Linked DNA regions of Homo sapiens: region 1 is linked to region 2. Evidence: read pairs that join two places in POLR2A ChIA-PET (ENCODE). Cell type or tissue: OCI-LY7. All regions are shown on one strand.

Region 1 (2,500 bases), 190 kb before region 2:
CCACACTGTATGCTTAGCTAATCCAAAGGAGAAGTTATTAAGTCACAATTTTGCATTTTCATGATATAGTATCCTTAATTGGATGAAATAAAGATATTTTTGGGATTTTATATGTTATACTAAGCACAAGTCTTACTAAATACTCCATTGTTATGGTGGATAGTTCAGTAAGAATTGGGCTTCATTTAAACAAATAGGGATACAGAATTCACAAGGCCTGAGATAGTTACAATATTGAAATACTGAAGGACCCTGGCTCCAAATGGGTAAACGTATTCCTTTGGAGAAGCAGGAGCTTGGGCCAGAATGAGGGAATTGGCTGTCACATTATAGCCTGGGGACCACTGGTGCAGATCAACATGAGTCTTCCTTGCTGATTCTAATTATCACATAATATCTGATGTAAATTATTTACTTATTAATAGTAGTCTTTAAAAAATTACCTTACTCATATTTTCTTAAAAGCAATGCCATTTTTCCCATGAAAAATTTTTTTGTTTATTGTGTTATTAATAAAATATGTATTACATAAGATTTACCATTTTAACCATTTTTTAAGTATACAATTCATTGGCATTGATTATAGTCACAATATTGTACAATCATCATAACTATTTTTGCCCAGAACTTTTTCATCATTCCAAACATAAACTCTGTACCCATTAAATGATATCTTCCCATTCTCCCCTCCCACTTGCTCCTAGTAACCCCTGTTCTGCTTTCTTTGTCTATGAATTTGCCTATTCTGGGTACCTTGTATAAATTGAGTTGTACAATATTTGTTCTTTGGTGTCTGACTTATTTTACTTAGCATTAATGTTTTCAAGTTTCATGCATGTTGTAGCATGAATCAGAATTTCATTCCTTGTGGAGGCTGAACAATGTCTACATGTACTCATCACATTTTGCTTATGCATTTATCTGTTGATAGAATTCTCCATACTTTTATTAATTTTTTTTTTTTTTTGAGGCAAGGTCTTGCTCTGTCGTCCAGGCTGGAGTGCAGTGGCTCAATCTTAGCTCACTGCAGCCTTGAACTTCTGGGCTCAAGCTATCCTCCCACCTCAGTTTCCCAAGTGACTGGGACTACACGTGTGCACTACCATGCCCAGCTAATTGTTTAATTTTCTGTAGAGATGGGGGTTTGCAATATTGCCCAGGCTGGTCTCTAACTCCTGACCTCAAGCAGTCCTCCCCTCTCAGCCTCCCAAAGTGCTGGGGTTACAGGCATGAGCCACTGTGCCCAGCCTTCTAATTGATGTTTTGAAGGGCAGCTAATGACTAGTAGAACTGGCCAAAGATTCTCAAGATTGCTTCCCTGCAAGAAGTTGTCCTTTGACTGTAGAAGTTTGAGACCCACTAGACATTTGTCCCTTGGACTTGACAGTGTGCTGCTAGGTTCTACGTATCTCGGAATATCTGTGATCACATCTTCTTTTCAGCTCCTAGCTAAACTCCACAGAAGTCTTTTCACCACTGTCTCCTGCAGGTGCATTCACAGCCACCCACAGCTCCATTAAACTTTTTGTCCAAGATCCCCATATCTGGGTTTTTGGTAGATCTTGTACCTGAGCTGGTACAGCTCAGGATTTCCAGTTCCCATGGCCCTTGGCAAAGGAGCGTTACCAGATGTTTAGCAGAAGGATCCAGCACCCACGTTCTTTCGTGTGTGCTGGGCTGGGTTTGTATTTGCTGTGGCTGCTCTTTCCTCCTGGGCTTTGTTTTCTGATTATGTCATTAGGGAAGTGAAGCCCAGCTTTACTGAGTAACTATGAATGCAGAGATGACAGAGGTTTGGCTCTTCTAAAAATGGAAATATCAGGAAGACAGTTTGGAGTCCCAGAGGTTACTATGGGGTGGGGATTGTAATGGTGGGGCTGGAGAGTGGGTCCTAAGTTAAGACTGGGCAGCATAGGCCATGGAGAACTCATTTAGATTGCCCTTCTAACCTGGAGCTCAAAGAGGCCCCCATTCCCTCTCAAATGTCAAATGAGCCTCAGAACCTGTTTTGCTCTTATCACACAAGCTGGAGGGCAATGGCACGATCTCGGCTCACTTCAACTTCTGCCTCCCGGGTTCAAGCAATTCTCCTGCCTTAGCTTCCTGAGTAGCTGAGATTACAGGCACCTACCACCATGCCCAGTTAATTTTTTTTGTATTTTTAGTGGAGATATGGTTTCACCGTGTTGGTCAGGCTGGTCTCGAACTCCTGACCTCAGGTGATCCACCTGCCTCGGCCTCCCAAAGTGCTGGGATTACAGGCATGAGCCACCATGCCCGGCCAACACATTTCTTATATTGCAAAGAGGCCATATCTCCTGTGCCTGCCAGTATTGGCTCTACATAGCAACCTTATGGGGTCATTCTCTTGTCTAGGTGTTTGCCTGGTGACTGGTTGTTGCCACCTAGTCTTGGATGATGCTCTTGGAACAGTCTGTCTTGGGACAGATAGCGCTGTTGTACAGCCATAAGCTTGTCAATACATGGCAGTTACTGCTGT
Region 2 (2,500 bases):
AGACAAGACTTAAATATCTAACACCTGGAAACTAGATGGAAAAAGTGTGATCCAATTAACTAGGTTCCAAGGCTTTCTGCTTCCAAAATGGAGTGGTCCTGACTTCTCTCCACCATCCTTTCTCTAATGGTGCTCTAAGCCCAAGAACTTGGAACACCTGCCAGGAGCTCCACTAGGCGCTAGCTCTTCAAAGGACAACAATAGGTTGAACACTTTGATGTGTCAATAATTTAAAAGCCAATTAAATATTAACAGGATTTCCAGACCCTTCAAAGAGAATAAGGAGTGAGAGATTTCCTGCACCTAAAGCAAAGCCTGAAAGCTGGATTACGAAAGGAAATACCACTTGTGAGCTAAATTTTAATTAAGAGATTACACATGGGCCGGAAGTCGACGACACAAGTCTTCCCCTTAGCTTAAGAGTCCCGTTTGTTGCCCTTCCGATACAGTGCAGCTGCCATCTTGGACCAGGCCTGCTTGCTGACATCAAGCAGAAGGTGCCTCCAGAGTTCAGAGACAATGGAACAGGGTCCACAGTTGATGGACAAAAGTGAAGTCAAAAGCAGCTTTTAGTCTAGAAGTCCCTTCCCACTCCCACTCAGGACTCCATCGATAAGCCATAAGCCATCCCCTGCAAGGGCAACTGGCAGACAATGAAGGGGTCTTAACGTAGCTTATGACCAAATCTTTGTCTAAAGGCAGCTCCTATAAACAGCCAGATAATGGCATGAGTCATCCATGAGATCATTCCAGAATCTGTCTCTGTGTGGGAATATGCTTGGTGTGAGGAAAGAAACACAATTTGTGAATGTGTAATTTTCCACAACAAAAATTTTCTGGGGAAAGTGGGTGGGGAGGAAGGGGGCATGGGCCTGGAGCCAGGCAGGGAGCATTTAGGCTTGAAGGCTCTAAGAATAGAAGACGCTGTTCTCTGTGTCGCAAAATGATCAACACTCAGGAAATGGACCCAAGCGGATGACCTCATCTGAATGCCCCCAATGCCAAAAGTTAAGGATATAAACACCATGTGGAAGCTGTTGACAATTTAAAAACACACCCCCCAGAGGCACCTTGCAACTCCACTGGGAAGCCATCTTCTTCATCACATGGTCTCTGATGCATCTGTAGTAAGTAAGTGACTCCTGCGACTATCATACAGTCAAGTATGGTTATCTTAAGGGGTGTGAACCTACACACACATCACAGAAACTCTTTTTGCTGGAATCATCTAGTTTGGTGATTTCACATAACCTCCAATCTCAAGTTTACTAGGTTCTCTCCTACTTTCTTCTGGTCGGATCCATGTGTACAGAAATACCAACCCACATCCAGATCTCAGGAAGTAAAGAGCACTTGGTGGCTGGTGTCGGTTCCCTTATGCATAGGGACAATTCTAGGACTAGTTCTCCATACAACACCTGCAGTCTCTCACTCACCAGTGGGTCGTGCTCTAGAAGCTCCTGGGCTGGCAAGTTGGAACTCAGAATGCATTTTTCATTGATGCAGTAAGTGGAGATTAGCCTACCCAAGGCTCTCTGAGCCTATAATGTAACTGAATCAGCCCAAAAGCAAAAACAAGAGCTCGGGTCATAGAAGCAAAAGGTCAGAGGGTGTATGAGGGTAAAAAAATAGGAGGAAGTTGAGTCTCTCCTCTTGGTTTCCTGGTCCAGGCTTGACCCTCAGGAACTTTTTTTTTTTTTTTTTGAGATGAAGTCTCACTCTGTTGCCCAAGCTGGAGTGCAATGGCACGATCTTGGCTCACTGCAACCTCCACTTCTCAGGTTCAAGCAATTCTCCTGCCTCAGCCTCCCGAGTAGCTGGGACTACGGGCACATGCCACCATGCCCGGCTAATTTTTGTAATTTTAGTAGAGATGGGGTGTCACTATGTTGGCCAGGCTGGTCTTGAACTCCTGACCTTGTGATCCGCCCACCTCGGTCTCCCAAAGTACTGGGATTACAGGCATGAGCCACTGTGCCCAGCTGAGTAACACTTTAAAGGTCAAGTTTGTATTATTTCACCTTCTTCTCTGAACTTCCCTTTCCTTCTTAGGACTCCAGGACCCTTTCCCCTAAGCTATTCCTGTTTTTCACAATTCCTTCCCTCTCTCTACATGTAAATCCATAAATTCCTTTGCAGGGCCCAGGTTTCCCACTCCTGGCCCTATGGCGGTGGCACAGTAGCCCACAATGGGGGCTGGAAAGCGAGGGGAAGAGAAGTGGTCTTGGATAGAAGTGTTGGACAAGCTGTTTACTAAGTGGGGTCTGCCTATTTAGGAAAGTTGAGAAAGTTGCTTGCAACTCATTTTGTGAGCTGAGGGTCACCAAGCCAAACCACAAATCCACACTAGAAAAGAGAAGGCCGTGACTAATGTGGATAAAAGGCAGAAAGATTCAGGCTGGCCTTGGCAAGTGTTAGTTGAGGAAAAAGGAGCTGGTTTAAGGCTGGGACTCTTCCCAGAAAATGGCATAATTTACAAGCTTCATCTGAGAAGAGTGTT

The links. Peaks named below come from ENCODE experiments on the same cell type or tissue, not always from the same donor. Only the 100,000 strongest peaks of a DNase experiment are listed, where the experiment ranks them.
Region 1: POLR2A ChIA-PET joins it to region 2 with 13 read pairs; 4 of 35 experiments call an interaction of 5 or more read pairs at or near these places.

What each region holds. Positions count from the first base shown.
Region 1 is chr18:23,415,709-23,418,208 of GRCh38, reverse strand. All of the region lies in intron 3 of SLC35D4 (solute carrier family 35 member D4), which reads left to right. Among named protein-coding and RNA genes, the nearest start is that of SLC35D4, 21 kb to the left of the region's middle. In OCI-LY7, no CTCF peak of the experiment used is centred here; no DNase peak of the experiment used is centred here.
Region 2 is chr18:23,225,606-23,228,105 of GRCh38, reverse strand. The region is part of intron 4 of CABLES1 (Cdk5 and Abl enzyme substrate 1); the gene reads right to left. Among named protein-coding and RNA genes, the nearest start is that of CABLES1, 91 kb to the right of the region's middle. RefSeq lists an enhancer at 1,354-1,453. In OCI-LY7, CTCF peaks have their summits at 1,250 and 1,455; DNase peaks (open chromatin) are centred at 155 and 1,435; H3K4me3 peaks cover 934 bases; H3K27ac peaks cover 2,500 bases.